2 separate regions of the Homo sapiens genome follow, and region 1 is linked to region 2. A link is an interaction called in ENCODE POLR2A ChIA-PET data of the cell type or tissue named here. Cell type or tissue: A673. All regions are shown on one strand. Each heading gives the region's core, and the rest is flanking DNA. Links, peaks and the distances in the headings are about the cores only.

Region 1 (8,306 bases), core at 307-8,306, 190 kb before region 2:
GGGGAGGGGTGGGGGATGGTACTGGCAGACCAGAGCAGAGGTGGGGAGGGAGGCTGGACCCTCCAAGAGAGCTGGGTCTCAGGGGTGGACAGTGCCTCCAAAGTGCCTCTGAACATGCCCAAGGTGACACATGGGTAAGTCACACACAATGCCACCAACAACCACTGACACACACAGTCACACCCCAGCCACACCCCAGCCACACTAACAGCACAGGTGGCTCACATGCAACCTCACCTGGCCACACACAGGTCTCACCCACCACACATGACCAAACCTGACCATACACAATGACACCCAGCCATACACAATCATACCTGGTCATGTACAACCACACCCAGCCATACACACCACACCCAGCCATACACAACCACACCCAGCCATGCACAACCACACCCAGCCATACACGCCACACCCAGCCATGCACAACTACACCCAGCCATGCACAACCACACCCAGCCAATGACAACCACATCCAGCCATACACAACCACACCCAGCCATATAAAACCACACTCAGCCATACACAACCACACCCAGCCATATACAACCACACTCAGCCATACACAACCACACCCAGTCATGCACAACCACACCGGGCCACACACAGGTTTCACCAACCATGCACAGGCAAACCTGGCCATATACAATCACACTCAGCCACACACAATCACACTTGGTCGTGCACAACCACACCCAGCCATACACAACCACACTCAGCCATGTACAACCACACCCAGCCATGCACAACCACACCCAGCCATACACAACCACACTCAGCCATGTACAACGACATCCAGCCATGCACAACTACACCCAGCCGTACACAACCACACCCAGCCATGCACAACCACACCCAGCCATGCACAGCCACAATGGGCCACACACAATCACATACACAATCAACCTGGTCAGGCCACACACAACCATACCTGGCCTGGGCCACACACAAGTCACACTTGCTCCACAACCGAAGGCAAAGCTATGAGCTGGGCTGCACCAGTGTCCCTCCACATGCAAACACACCCACTGCTGCTCACACCCACAACACCTTCGCCTTCCTGCCAGCAGCAAAGAGCCTACGTTGGCCCCACATTGCTCACACCCAACCAGGTTTCTAGTCACAGACACACCCACAGGTAGTGAGCACACAACCATGTTCACACCAACACCACCAATGCCACCAACCCCGAGATCTGTAGCCCTCCCAGCCACTGTTACAACAGCCACACACACGCAGCTCCTGGTGCTCCCATACACACCCACCTGAATCCTTTCACACCCAGACACCCCTCCCACTCCCACTGTCACCTCCAGTGGGACCCAGGCTTGCACTGCACCAGGACTCATAACCCCAGCTGCTACTGTGTGAACATCTGTCTCCTCGGAGAGGGGTCCTGATGGGCTCCGGTAGATAAATCAGACCCAGACCTGCCGGATGGGGGTCTCCAGGCTCAGGGAATCCCATCAAACCCTCCCTTGCAGATGCCCCAGGCTAAGACCTTAGGGAAAAGGTTACATCCATCTCCCAGTGGGGAAACTGAGGCTTGAAGCTATCTGAGGGCCATTCCCTGCCTTGTTCCAGGATAATGAAATCATGGACAGAAGGACCTGTTTTCTGCATGGGTGGGGCTGCCTCCCCAGACACCACCAAGGCAGAGAGTCCCCACTGACCCAAACTTGCTGTGTGACTGCCAGCAAGTCCCTGACTCTCTCTAAACCTCCAATTTCTCCCCAGAAAAATGCTAACCCAAGCCCAGTTAGGGGAACTCCAGAGTGAGACTGGGGTTTGCATCCCAGTTCCCCTTGGTGATCTTGGCCAAATGACTTTGCTTTTCTGTGCCTCAGTTTCCCCAAGTGAACCAGAGGAGCTGCTTTTGGACCTTCTAGAGCCCTCCCTGCCCCATTCCCTGGGGTGGGGGTGGGAGCTCTTAGTCTTTCCTCACTCAAGCGAATGAATGGACCACTTTTGGCTGCCCTGCTGGGAGCCCAGAGCTGCTAATTCCCTGGAGAAACAGGAGGCTCTTTCATGCCCAGGCGCCAGTGGGGTGAGGAGGCGGGAAGAGGGTATGGAGCTGGCCTCATACCCGTGGGCAAGGAGGCCGCATGCCAAAGCCAGGAGTGGTGTGGAGAGCCCTGGAGCCATGCATATCCTCACTGGGGGGACTTGGCTAAGTTGATGTGTCCTCAGCTATAAAATGGGAATGACAGGGACCAGCCACAGCAGGTTTAACGAGCCAATGGGTGGCGACAGAACATGGCTTCAAGTCAGACACACGGTGGACTCTCAGTGAAAGTCAGCTACTGTTACTATGTGTCAACCTGAAGAACCCAGAGAGTCCTCCAACAGTGCCGTTAATAGAATTCCCCCCATTTCACAGATGAGAAACTGAGGCTCAGAGAGGTCAAGGTGCTTTTCTAAGGTCACACAGCCAATGAGTGGTCCAGCCAGGATTTGAACCAGATCTGGGCTCTCCAGTGTCCTTGCTCTTTCTAACTTCCTTCCGGGGGTGAGGTTGGGGGCACAGTTTCCTGTCACCTCCAGCCCCAGCCCTGAGACCAGCGAAGTTGGGTTTGGATGGCACCAGACTCTGTCTAAATGCGGAAAGCCCTGGCAGGCAGGGGCTGAAGAGACAGGCCTTCTGCTGGTGACCCAGTTTCCCCGCCAGCCCCCACCCCTGCTGCCTGGGGTGGGTTTGAGCAGACACTAGTAGGATGCCGGAAGGACCATTCCTCCAGCCCTTGAAGAAAGGGGCTGGCTGCCAGACCATTCAGCTAAAGCCAGGAACAACAGCCTCTTGCCAGTGGCTGCTCTGTCTTGGAACCCTCCATTCATGCAGAACGGATGGTGTCCTGCCCTTTCTCCAACACCTTCCATGACTGCTCCGGGCCCAGCAGGATGTGGCTCCACATATTTTATTCAAATTCATGGTCTTTCACCCAACTAGGCCTTGGCTTATGCTAAGCTCCCTGCCTGGGACACCCTCCCCACTCCAGATTTTCTCACCCTTGTGAATTCCTGGCGCCTGACCCCCTATTAAGGTGCAGTTCTAACATCCCCTTTCCCAGGAAGCCCTTCCTCCAGGTAGAGCCCCTGCTCCTCCGGCCCCATCTCTCCCTTGGGGCTAGGAGTGTCTATGTCTACCTCTGTCTTGCCCAGATCAGGGGCTCCTCTGGGACAGGCCTGGAGCTGAGGCCTCTTGCTGTCCCCAGCATCATCCAGCAGAAGGCTGGACATGACAGTGTGACAGTAGAGCTTGCAGGAGGTGTCTAGTGAATCAGTGAACCAAATCTTCAGCTTGGTATCTGAGGCTTTGTTTGGCAAACTCCTGTTCATGCTTCAAAACCCACCTCACAGCCTGGGTGCGGTGGCTCACACCTGTAATCCCAGCACTTTGGGAGGCCAAGGCGGGCAGATCACGAGGTTAGGAGTTCGAGACCAGCCTGGCCAAGATAGCGAAACCCCATCTCTACTAAAAATACAAAAATTAGCCAGGCATAGTGGTGCGCACCTGTAGTCACAGCTACTCAGGAGGCTGAGGCAGGGGAATCACTTGAACCTGGGAGGCGGAGGTTGCAGTGAGCTGAGATCACACCACTGCACTCCAGCCTGGGCAACAAAGTGAGGCTCCGTCTCGAAACAAAACAAAACAGAAACAACAAAAAACACCCGACCTCGCATGCTCCCTCCTCCAAGAAGCCTTCCTTGACGTCCCAGCAGCATTTTCTGGGAAAGACAAACTTGGAGGCCAGGGCTCCTCTGTCCCAACAAGAACAAAAAGGGTTGATGAGGACTTCAGATACTCCCAACATCGTGGCCTTTTCCACAACTCTGCCTTTGGCCTCCGGGAGGCAGTGAAGTTCGGGGATTCCCAGGCTGCATTTAGTGGTTAGGGTAGAGTAGGTTAGAGTAGGTTAGGGTAGCCGTTAGGGTAGAGTAGGTTAGAGTAGGAAGAAAGACATTGTCATAGGAAGTCTCTCTGGCCGGGCGCGGTGGCTTACGCCTGTAATCCCAGCACTTTGGGAGGCTGAGGTGGGCGGATCACTTGAGCCCAGGAGTTCGAGACCAATCTGGGCAACATGGCGAAACCTCATCTCTACCAAAAAACAAACAAACAAACAAACAAACAAAATAGCCTGCCGTGGTGGCGCGCGCCTACTAGTTCCAACTATTCGGGAAGCTGGGTAGGAGGATTGCTGGAGCCTGGGAGGCAGAGGTCGCAGAGAGCCGCGATCCCACCATTGTACTCCAGCCTGGGTGACAGTGAGACCCCACTTCAAAAAAAAAAAAAAAAAAAGGCCGGGCGCGGTGGCTCAAGCCTGTAATCCCAGCACTTTGGAAGCCCCGGCGGCTGGATCACGAGGTCAGGAGATCAAGACCATTCTGGCTAACACGGTGAAACCCCGTCTCTACTAAATATACGAAAAATTAGCCGGGCGTGGTGGCGGGCGCCTGTATTCCCAGCTACTTGGGAGGCTGAGGCAGGAGAACGGCGTGAACCCAGGGGGCGGAGCTTGCAGTGAGCGGAGATCGTGCCACTGCACTCCAGCCTGGGCGACAGTGAGACTCCGCCTCAAAAAAAAAAAAAAAAAAAGGAAGTCTTTCGGATTCCAAAATCAGTCAAAATCAGTGCTCTACACCTTCGGGCGCCGAGGGACAGCGCCCCGTGCGCGCAGCCAGCCTTTTCCCTACAGCTTCAAGGGAACCAAGGTAAATTCAATCATCGAACCCGGGCCCTTTAAGAAGCGAGCATGAAGGGGCGGGGTCGAACCAAACCCCACCTCTGGAGCGTCCGCGGTCGGCGCCTGAATTACAACACGCATGCGCCAAGCCCACGCGGTTCCGGGTCCCAAGATTTGGCTCCAAGAGCTATTCGCAGAGAAACAGCCTCGCACAAAAAGCCACCGCCCCCGAAACCCGCGGGAAATCTGTTTCCTGTGAAAGGCCTGGCCTCCGGGCATTGGCGGTTTCCCTGATCCTCTCTCCCAAATTTTCCGGCAGGGGATTGATCGAGGCGACATTTAGGACTGGGGTGGGCGAGGGAGTGGCGGTTCTCGTCCCAAGTTACAGGTGAGGACGTTCAGGCCAAGGCGTAGCCAAGATCGCGCCGCCCTGTAGCTTGAGGAGGCGCCGGGATTCGAACCAAGGCTGTGCCCAATCCTAAGCCCTGCGAGGTCTTGTGGAACCGACATGACCCACTCTTTGGTTTGTCCAGAGACAGTGAGCAGGTAAGAGTCTGTGGGGACAGGCAGTGGCGAGGCCCTAAGCCTGGGGTCGAGCCCTCAGTGGACAGATCTGGGGGTCAGGCCCTCCGCGGAGCTGAGAGCTGGTCTCAGCCCCTCTCTTCGCCTTGATCCTGGTGCCTCCAGGGTGAGTTCAGTGCTGAATCGCAACACTCGGCAGTTTGGAAAAAAACATCTTTTCGACCAGGATGAGGAGACATGTTGGAACTCAGACCAGGTGAGGCGCCTCCCTCGACCCTCCATCTCTAGGGTGATTCAGATTCAGATCTCATGCCTTGAGAACGTCAGGGGGCCCTCATGGGTGGCCAGGAAAGGAACATGTGCCGAATTTCCTTCTTCCCCTCCATTCCAAGAACTATGTGAATGAGACAGGCATAGCAGGGCTCTGTGCCTGCAGTGAGCTTGCGCCTCAGTTTCCCTGTCTGCTTCCAGGGCCCCTCCCAGTGGGTGACGCTGGAGTTTCCCCAGCTCATCCGTGTCTCCCAGCTGCAGATCCAGTTTCAGGGTGGCTTCTCCAGTCGCCGGGGCTGCCTGGAAGGTACTAGAAGGCCCTGGGTGGCAGGGGTTCCAGGGGTCACCCCAGACACTCATTGCCTTTCTCTGCTGAAGGTTCACAGGGCACTCAGGCTCTCCACAAGATTGTAGATTTCTACCCTGAGGACAACAACTCGCTTCAGATATCCTGCCCCTGCTTCTGGGGTGGGTGGTCTGTGCCTCTGGAAGCTTTGGACTCACCCAAACCCGAATGGGAACCCTGATGTGTGATCTTGAACACGTGACCTCTAGGACTCCACTTTTTCTGTAAAATGGTGCTGATGACCACCTGTTCTGTGTGAGAGGCTTAGAGGGACCTGCAGCTTCCCCAGGTTGCCCACATCGGTGGAGTGTGAGCTGGGTCTGGAAGGGGTGGGGGCCTGCGGGTGGGAAACCAGAAATCACCAGTTTCCCTTGACTGCCCACGCTCACACTTTCCCCATACCAGCTGCTGAAGTGGACCGGCTGAAGGTGACGTTTGAGGATGCCACTGACTTTTTTGGCCGTGTGGTCATCTACCACCTGCGGGTGCTTGGGGAGAAGGTGTGAGACCTCTAGGGGCTGTCTCCTCCAGGAAGCCCTCCGGGAAGCACAGCAAAGTCCCTCATTCTGCACAGAAGGTTTATTGGTTCCTCTTGGGAAGGGTCCCCTCCCACCACCTGTCCAGAAGCTGCCTTTGAAGTCAGTTCTGGGTTTCCCCAGCTCTGGCTGACCATTTTGTTCCCTGAGTGTCTGAGTCCCCGGCAGGCGGCCTTCACTCAGGGTCAGCGGGCACCAGGTTGCTCTGGAAGAGCTTGAGGATGTGGTTCTCGATCACCTGTTGCACTGAGATGGGGCAGGGAAAAGGTGGGCTGTGAGCTTGAATCGGGAGTGGGGTGGAGGCACAGGCCAACCTGCGCTCTCCCCTTAGGGGACAAACAGGGACCCTTGCAGAGACCTGCATTACAGAGCAAAGCTGGGAGAACCGAGGACTCACCCCAGGAACCTCAACTTCCCCTAAGTTTGTAAAAATGCACTTTTGTAGCTTTTCAGAATTAATATAAAAATATTTCCTACCAAGCAAAATGTGTGAATTGTGACTTTCATGAAAAGATGAGCCTGGGCATGGTGGCTCACACCTATAATCCCAGCACTTTGGGAGGTCCAGTGGGGAGGACTGCTTGAGCTCAGGAATTTGAGGCCAGCTTGGGCAACAGAGCAAAACGCTGTCTCTACCAAAAAAATTTAAAAATTAGGCTGGGCTTGGTGGCTCACACCTGTAATCCTAGCACTTTGGGAGGCCAAGGTAGGTGGATCACTTGAAGTCAGGAAAGGCCAGCCTGACCAACATGATGAAACCCCATCTCTACTAAAACTACAAAAATTAGCCAGGTGCAGCCGGGTGTGGTGGCTCATGCCTGTAATCCCAGCACTTTGGGAAGCTGAGGCGGGTGGATCACCTGAGGTCGGGAGTTTGAGATCACCTGACCAACATGGAGAAACCCTGACTCTACTAAAAATGCAAAAAATTAGTTGGGCATGGTGGTGCATGCCTGTAATCCCAGCTACTTGGGAGGCTGAGGCAGGAGAATTGCTTGAACCTGGGAGGCGGAAGTTGCAGTGAGCCGAGATCACGCCATAGCACTCCAGCCTGGGCAACAAGAGCGAAACTCCATCTCAAAAAAAAAAAAAAAAAAAAAAAAAAATTAGCCAGGTGTGGTGGCAGGCACTTGTAATCCCAGCTATTCAGGAGGCTGAGGCAGGAGAATTGTTTGCCTGGGAGGCAGAGGTTGCAGTGAGCCGAGATTGTGCCACTGCACTCCAGCCTGGGTGACAGAGCGAGACTCTGTCTCAAAAAATAAATAAAAAAGATTTTAAAAATTAGCTGGGTAGAGTGGTACATGCCTGTAGTCCCAGCTACTCAGGAGGCTGGGGAAGAAGGATCACTTGAGCCCAGGAGTTTGAGACCAGCCTGGGCAACATAGCGAGACCCTGTCTCTTCTAAAAAAACAACAACACAGCCAGGCGTGGTGGCTCACACCTGTAATCCCAGCACTTTGGGAGGCCAACACAGGCGGATCACAAGGTCAGGAGTTCAAGACCAGCCTGACCAACATGGTGAAACCCCGTCTCTACTAAAAATATAAAAATTAGCCGGGCGTCATGGTGTGCACCTGTGGTCCCAGCTACTCAGGAGGCTGAGGCAGGAGAATCGCTTGAACCTGGGAGGTGGAAGTTGCAGTGAGCCGAGATGGCGCCATTGCACTCCAGCCTGGGTGACAGCGCGAGACTCCATGTCCAAAAAAAAAAAAAAAAAAAGCAACAACAAAAAATTAGCCAGGCATGGTGACGAATGCCTGTGGTCCCAGCTACTCGGGAGGCTGTGGTGGGAGGATCACTTGAGCCTGGGAGATCGAGGCTGCAGTAAGCTGTGCCTGCACCACTTCATTCCAGCCTGGGTGATAGAGCAAGACTTTCTGCCTCGAACAAAAAAACAAACCCCCCGAAAACATGAGGAGGGAAGAGGAATGATTTCTGTCCCAAACACAG
Region 2 (8,325 bases), core at 209-8,208:
AGCCCCCAACTACTCAACTATCCTCGTCTTCTCAGAGCCCACATTCAGCATATTTCTCAGAGAAGCTGTTCTGTGTGTTCCAGCTGTCCCCCAGCGAGCAGATCACAGGGTAGTGGGCACCATCGACCAGCTTGTGAAACGTGTCATCGAAGGCAGCCTGTCTCCCAAAGAGAGAACTCTTCTCAAAGAGGACCCTGCTTACTGGTAGGTCTTTAAATGTCCACGCTGTGAATCCCTCTCATGGAGTATATGGCAAAATTTGGGTCACTCTGATGGTATTGAGAGCAGAGGGTGAGATACTTGAGCAAGTGGTGTTCTCCAGTGAGAAGAGCATGAGGGTGGCTCAGATTTATGTGGGTTCAGCAAGCCCCAGCTCTGCTGCAGACCAGTGGTAGGCCAGCTGGGTGGGTGGCCTTCTCTCACCTGTGACTACAGCTCCAAGTCCCTGCTGGGCTGTTTTAAGGATGCAGTGAGATGTGCATGCAGAGAATACAGAGTAAGGGTAGTAAGATTAGTAATACATCATTGCAGTTGTTTGCAATTTATTGCTAATATTTGTTAAACTGTCTTTTGCTTAATTGCCTCTTTATGTAAATAGAACAACTTTTTTTTTTTTTTTTTTTTTTGAGACGGAGCCTTGCTCTGTCGCCCAGGCTGGAGTGCAGTGGCGCTATCTCGGCTCACCGCAACCTCCGCCTCCCGGGTTCATGCCTTTGTCCTGCCTCAGCCTCCCGAGTAGCTGGGACTACAGGAGCCCACCACCACGCCTGGCTAATTTTTTGTGTTTTTAGTAGAGATGGGGTTTCATAGTGTTAGCCAGGATGGTCTCGATCTCCTGACCTCATGATCCACCTGCCTCAGCCTCCCAAAGTGCTGGGATTACAGGCGTGAGCCACCGCGCCCGGCCGAACAACTTATTAAAATTACAGTTTGCGTCCTAAATATAGTACTTTCTTATTAGAGAAAGTAAAGAACAAGCCAGAGAAAGAGTCTTGCTCTGTCACCCAGGCTGGAGTACAGTGGCGCAATCTTGGCTTACTGCAACCTCCGTCTCCTGAGTTCAAGCGATTCTCGTGCCTCAGCCTCCCAAGTAGCTGGGATTACAGGTGCACGACATGAGGCAGGTCACCTCAGCAAAGAGGCAATGGCCAGTTCTGTCCACAGGGCTCCAGTGGCAACAAATAATGCTTGTGGGGTGTGAGGGTGGAAGGTCTCAAATCTGTGTATTTTTAGTAGAGATGGGGTTTCACCATGTTGGCCAGGTTGGTCTCGAACTCCTGACCTCAGGTGACCCACCTGCCTTGGCCTCCCAAAGTGCTGGGATTACAGGCGTAAGCCACTGTGCTGGGCTGAGACACCATTTCTCTTAAAAAAAAAAAAAAAAAGTGATGATCAGTGCTTTGATTGTATTTCTGCCTACCTTTCTGGCAGTTTATTATGATATCTGGGCGTGAAACTGCTGGGTTAAAGCTCATGTTAGAGGCTTTTGATTTATGTCAGTTTCTCAGCTGCAGCACTTTTTATTTTTATTATTATTATTTGTTAACGGAATCTTGCTCTGTCGCCAGGCTGGAGTATAGTGGTGTGATCTCGGCTCACTACAACCTCTGTTTCCCAGGTTCAAGCAATTCTTGTGCCTCAGCCTCCCAAGTAACTGGGATTACAGGTGCCCGCCACCACACCCAGCTAATTTTTTGTATTTTAGTAGAGACGGGGTTTTACCATGTTGCCCAGGGTGGTCTTGAACTCCTGAAATCATGCGATCCGCCTGCCTTGGCCTCCCAAAGTGCTGGGATTACAGGCGTGAGCCACCGCGCCCAGCCTCAGCTGCAGCACTGAGGCTGGATCATTCTGTATTAGGGTTGGAGCTGTCCTGGACATTGCAGGCTGTTTAGCAGCATCTGTGGCCTCTATCCGTTTGATGTTAGTAGGACCTTCTGTCTCACTAGTAACAACCCAGAATACATCCAGACACTGCCTGGTGTCCCATGGCAGGCAGAGCTGCCCCTGATGGAGACCATTGATGTTTATCATTAGATTACTCTCCATAGGTTATCTGTACTAATTGACTTTCTCACTGCTACTCTGTAGGTGTGCTGTGCCCTCTTTTGTTTTCTGTTTTTTGTTAGTGACAGGATCTCACTCTGTTGCCCAGGCTGCAATGCAGGGGTGCTATCACAGCCCACTGCAGCCTTGACCTCCTGAGTGTGCCCTTTTTGGTAGTCAGATTGTACCCATACTGGACTTGCTATGCTTGCTGTTGTAATTACTAAAGATGCTTGAAAGGCATACATTTCCATGTCTTTGGTCCTACCCACCATGATTTACCAAGGGGAAGGTTGGAGCTTATTGTGGTTTTATTTTTACAAAATTCTTGAGTTTGGATTATTTTCATGTATTGAATGAGGTAGGCATGTAACTTAAAAGTTAAAAATTCCCAAATAACCTAATTGTCCCAGCATCATTTATTGAATACTTTTTATTTAATAAACACTTGTGCCTTCTGTGCAGTTGGTACTGTTCTAAGCACATTACTGATTTAAGCACTAGCTGGTTGAATCCTCATAAACAACGTTGGGAGGCAGGTCTCTTGCTATGCTTATTTTACAGACAAGAAACTTTGAGGCTCCAAGAGCCCTCTTGCCTTGAGGATCCACAACTAGTAAGAGGCAGAGTTGAGATTCAAATCCAGGGTCTGTGGTCTGAACCAGTGTGCATGTTGAAGGATTGTCAGATTGACAGATGCAAGCAGATACCGACCCTCTTGGTAAGAAGGCATCCAGACTTAGAAGGCCCAGGGGCACTTTACAGGTGGTTGATAAGGTGATTAGGCTGGAGGAATAGGAGGCCCTGAGAGGCCTGGGGGCTGGTGCCTCTGCCCCATGACCCCTGCACATGGCCCAGTGGTCTCATGACCACTGATAACCAGGGGCAGCAGACGGAAGCCAGAGTCAGGGGTATGTTTGGATAGGGGGCAGGGCAGGGTACAAAATCAGAAATAAGCGGCCGGGCATGGTGGCTCACACCTATAAGGTGGGTGGATCACGAGATCAGGAGATCGAGACCATCCTGGCGAACACGGTGAAACCCTGTCTCTACTAAAAATACAAAAAAAAATTAGCCGGGCCTGGTGGCGGGTGCCTGTAGTCCCAGAAATAAGCATCAAACTAAGAACTGATATTTGAGGTAAACCAGTATCATGAAAGAGCATCACCAAACTCAACCAACTCCTGACACCCTAGAAGACAGAGTCACTATGAGAAAGAGGAGGTGTAGTCTATAAATATGTATGTGCAATGAATAGTCTCAGGTAATAAGAGTATATTGTATCCATGAAACAGACACTGGTTGCTATGAAAACGATTCTATTAAGGATCTTGGAAATGAAAAATAGATTGAAATAAAAATCTCAGCGGTTGGCTGATAGAATAGATCCTGAAGAAGGAAAGATTTAGGAGTTGGTCCCAGAGACTTTATCATCCAAAAACTCCTTCACAAGGAATTACCTGGCTGGGTGCAGTGGCTCACGCCTGTAATCCCAACACTTTGGGAGACCGAGGGGGACAGATGACTTGAGGTTGGGAGTTCGAGACCAGCCTGGCCAACATAGTGAAACCGTGTCTCTAATAAAAATACAAAAAATTAGCTGGGCATGGTGACAGGCGCCTGTAATCCCAGCTACTTGGGAGACCGAGGCACAAGAATCACTTGAACCCGGGAGGCAGAGGTTGCAGTGAGCCAAGATCGCACCACTGCACTCCAGCCTGGGTACAACGGAGCATGACTCTGTCTCAAAAAAAAGAGAAGGAATTACCAAGAGACTGTAAGAGGAAAGAGTGTGATACAAAAGCACAGCAATAAGTAAAGAAACTGCTAAACTTAGGTTTCTGGTGTGCATGTTTGAATTCTTAAGTCAAAATGCTCCTTGTATGTTGTATTTAACAAAACAGTCAATTGAACGCATAATGAAAAGCCAAATGTTTCTGCTGTGACCTGTTTCCATGTTCCACTCCTTGAAGGCAGTCACTTAGTTCTTCAAACTACTTCTCACGGCTACCTCTGTATCTCTTTTTATTATTTATTTATTTATTTATTTATTTATTTATTTTTTGAGACAGAGTCTCGCTCTGTCCCCCAGGCTGGAGTGCAGTGGCGGGATCTTGGCTCGCTGCAAGCTCTGCCTCCCGGGTTCACACCATTCTCCTGCCTCAGCCTCCCTAGTAGCTGGGACTACAGGCACCTGCCACCACACCCGGCTAATTTTTTTGTATTTTTAGTAGAGACGGGATTTCACCATGTTAGCCAGGATGGTCTCAATCTCCTGACCTCATGATCCTCCTGCCTTGGCCTCCCAAAGCGCTGGAATTACAGGCATGAGCCACCGCACCTGGCTTACCTCTGTATCTCTTAATAAGCCTATGTTGCTTTTTCTTGACTGAACAGTTTTATGCATGACCATTGACATTCTCTGAAGATATATGTGGATTAATAAGTTCTTTTTTTTTTTTGTTTAAAGAGATGAGTTTTCATTCTGTTGCCCAGGCTAGAGCACAGTGGCATGATCATAGTTCACTGCAGCCTCAACCTGGGCTCACAAAATCCCCCTGCCTCAGCCTCCCAAGTAGCTGAGACTACAGGAGTACACCACCGCATTCAGCTATCAGCTTTTTTTTTTTTTTCTTTTTTTAAGAAATGGGTTTTTGCTCTGTTGCCCAGGCTGGTGTCTAACTCCTGGGCTCAAGCGATCCCCCAGATCACTGGGGTTACAGGCATGAGCCATCATGTCCAGCCTTAATAAATTCTTTTTATTAGTTAGCAAGTGAAAAAGTCAGACCTCTAGGAGGCAGATATAAGAAGGGCTTCTTATCTCCACCCTCTGAGGGCCAGCAGAGATTTGAGACCTTCCACCCTCACACCCCACAAGCATGATTTGTTCCCACTGGAGCCTTGTGGACAGAACTGGCCATTGCCTCTTTGCCGAGGTGACCTGCCTCGTGTCGTGCACTAAAGATGTCAGAAGAGCCAGGTGCGGTTACTCACACCTGTAATCCCACCACTTTGGGAAGCCGAGGCGAGTGGGCCGCATGAGGTCAGGAATTTGAGACCAGCCTGGCCAACATGATGAAACCCCATCTCTACTAAAAATAAAAAATTAGCTGGGCATGGTGGTGGCTGCCTATACTCCCAGCTACTCAGGAGGCTGAGGCAGGAGAATCACTTGAACCCAGGAGGCAGAGGTTGCAGTGAGCTGAGATCGCACCACTGCACTCCAGCCTGGGCGACAAGAGCAAAACACCGTCTCAAATCAATCAATGAATCAATCAGAAGTATAGACAGACACATCCACTATGGCTTTACTTCCTTGTTTGGAACACCAAGGGGCAGGCTTCCGTCCTTTTCTATGAGAGAGTGCAAAGCATCAAGCCTAGAAAATGATAACAACAGTGCAGGATATAAAGCTGAAGGAATATGTCATACTTTGTTTTCTCTCATCTTCTAAATTGTCCCCTGGGAGTGGGCCAGCCCTGACCATGCTCTCCAGGGAGAGCCCACCAGGTCCTACGTGTTCACACACTCAGGAAAACAAGTGGCTAAGAATCCCTGTGGTCTAGCCTCAGCAGGATTGTCCAAGCACCCCAAAGTTAACATAAAATCTAAATAATTGATGTTTGGGGTGAAATAAAAGAAACTAAAATCCCAGATGATCTAAATATGTGAGGCACAAGGGGAAGGAGGGAGGTAGGTGTGCAGGCCTTTGTCTTGTTTGACATGAGGATAGAGCTAAAGGGTAATTCTGGATATTGATACAAAATAAAAGTTTAGGTATGTGTGTCGATTAGCCATTAAAGGAACAGAAGTGAGGTCTATAACTTCCGTACTACTATAGAGAGAAAGAAGCAAAAACACAGGAATTGGAAAACACAGAGATGGGAAATTGCATAGCAGGTGAACGCTACCAAAAAGAAAGGATGTAGAGAATTGTTTAGGCAAAAAAGACTTTAAGGAGAACAGCACTAAAAGGAGCAAAAGAAGTTCCTGATAAAAGGGAAAGTCATCACGAACATATAGATTGTGAATCTTGGTGCCTGCACTACATAGCTTTGAGCCATGTAAATAAACAACCTTTAGAAATCATTTAAGTCCAGAGCTGGGTGCGGTGGCTCATGCCTGTAATCCCAGCACTTTGGGAGGCCAAGGTGAGCAGATCACCTGAGATCAGGAGTTCAAGACCAGCCTGGCCAACATGGTGAAACCCCATCTCTGCTAAAAAAAATTCGAAAATTAGCTGGGTGTGGTGGCGGGTGCCTATAATCCCAGCTACTCGGGAGGATGAGGCTGGAGAATCACTTGAATCCAGGAGGCAGAGGTTGCAGTGATCCGAGATTGCGCCACTGCACTCCAGCCTGGGTGACAGAGCGAGACTCCGTCTCAAAAAAAAAAAAATCATTTAAGTCCAAAACCATGATAAGAGGAATTGGATGAATCCAAAACCATGGTAGGAGACATTAATGTTTCTCTGAAATGCGTAGACGACGTAATCCAAATAAGGTTGTGGAAGATTTTATAACACAGGAAATGAGCATAAACAGAGACAATCTGCTAATATTTGTTGAGCGGTTAATGACTACTAGGCAGTTTTCATAGCACTTGCCTCCTAGTGAAAAGCTTATAACGCAGGCCTCACAGCTGTATGATGAAGTAGCTACTGCTTATCATCTTCCCTGTCTTACAGATGGAGAAACTGAGGCACAGAAAGGTTCCCAGCTAATAAGTGGCTATGCTGAGATTTGAAGCCAGCAGACTGGCTTGTTGAGTGTTCTCTGTTCTTGATGTTATGTTCCACTGGAACTTGGGAGATGCATTTGGGACTGACATCCTCGGACTGCACTTGGCATCAGAACCATCCAGGAACAAGGAAAGCCATCAGAGCCATGAGTGACTGGGGCAGTCAGGTCACCTGGCCCTGATTCTGCGCTCTGCCCTTGATGAGGAGTTGCCTTGCTGGGGCTGTGTTTGACTTGAGAACCAGAGTGCCCATGTTGGTCAGCATTCTCTTAATTGAGCGCTATTGCTTATTAGGGCATGATCTTGCAGGATGCCACCGTTAGCCCAACAGAGTGCCAGGGCAGCAGTGGAGCCGGTACTCAGTCGTTTTGTCAGGTCCAGACAGACCTCAACTGGCTAACAGTGTCAGCAGGAGCTTGTGTATGGAGCTGCCTGCCAGGGACATGCCACATCACACAGTGCTGCCAATGCTGTGCAACACACAGCCACCTTACTTCTAGTTGGCTTGTCACTGGTAATCTGGAACCTCATCTAATAACTGATATGTCGCTACTTAATATCAAACAATCTGAAAGCCACCTGAAATACTGCCATACTTACTAAGCAATATTCTTCTTTAACACAAACTGAAATCAAATATTCACAAAAGTCTGTTATGTTTGTTGTGGGGTGGTTATTTATTTATTTATTTTTAAAGAGATGGGGTTTCGCCATGTTGCCCAGACTGGTCTTGAACTCCTGGGCTCAAGCGACCCACCTGCTTCCGCCTCCCAAAGTGCTGGGATTACAGGCGTGAGCCACCACGCCCATCTTAAAAGTTCGTTATGTATGAAATCACAGAGAAAATCACAGCACACCCAGGAAATTCACGTGGGCCACATTATGCCAATACAGCAAACTAGAAACCAGCAACAACCAAAATAAAACATGTTTCTGAATAACTTTTGAGTGAAGGGTAATCATAGCTGAAATTAGAAGCAATTTAGAAGGAAGTGGCAAGAAGAACATTATATACCAGATGCAGTCATAAAAATACTTAAGAGAAAGAGTGACTTCAGGTGACTTTATTAGAAATAGTGGGCCAGGTGCAGTGGCTCACACCTGTAATCCCAGCACTTTGAGAGGCTGAGGCGTATGGCTACCTTGAGCCCAAGAGTTTGAGATCAGCCTAGGCAACATGGTGAAATGTCCTCTCAACCAAAAACACAAAAATTAGCCAGGCGTGGTGGTGCGCGCCTGTAGTCCCAGCTACTGGGGAGGCTGAGGTGGGAGGATCACCTGAACCCAGAAGGTCGAGGCTGCGGTGAGCTGTAATCAACTCATGAAGCTAGAAGGAAAATGATGAAAAAAGTAAAGACACTAGAAGGAGAAGGTTTTTTTTTTTTTTAAAGATAGGGTCTTGCTCTGTTGCCCAGACTGGAGTGCAGTGGTGCAATCACAGCTCACCACAGCCTCTCGACTTCCTGGGCTCAAGTGATCCTCCCACCTTAGCCTCCAGAGTAGCTGGGACTATAGGCATGCACCACCACCCTGGCTAAT

Evidence for each region. Peaks named below come from ENCODE experiments on the same cell type or tissue, not always from the same donor. Only the 100,000 strongest peaks of a DNase experiment are listed, where the experiment ranks them.
Region 1: POLR2A ChIA-PET joins it to region 2 with 6 read pairs; 4 of 35 experiments call an interaction of 5 or more read pairs at or near these places.

What each region holds. Positions count from the first base shown.
Region 1 is chr19:19,199,945-19,208,250 of GRCh38, reverse strand. RFXANK (regulatory factor X associated ankyrin containing protein) reads right to left here. Exons shown (of 10, transcript NM_003721.4): 10 at 6,385-6,602. The coding sequence ends at 6,532. It overlaps NR2C2AP (nuclear receptor 2C2 associated protein), which reads left to right and starts at 4,837. Exons shown (of 5, transcript NM_176880.6): 1 at 4,837-5,228; 2 at 5,370-5,460; 3 at 5,676-5,781; 4 at 5,853-5,920; 5 at 6,210-6,842. The coding sequence starts at 5,191. The coding sequence ends at 6,326. RefSeq lists an enhancer at 4,637-4,931 and a silencer at 5,595-5,861. In A673, for the core only: a CTCF peak has its summit at 3,798 (motif pointing right); a DNase peak (open chromatin) is centred at 4,820; H3K4me3 peaks cover 1,588 bases; H3K27ac peaks cover 1,329 bases.
Region 2 is chr19:19,010,988-19,019,312 of GRCh38, reverse strand. It overlaps SUGP2 (SURP and G-patch domain containing 2), which reads left to right. Exons shown (of 11, transcript NM_001017392.5): 4 at 84-204. Among named protein-coding and RNA genes, the nearest start is that of SUGP2, 18 kb to the left of the region's middle. In A673, for the core only: no CTCF peak of the experiment used is centred there; no DNase peak of the experiment used is centred there.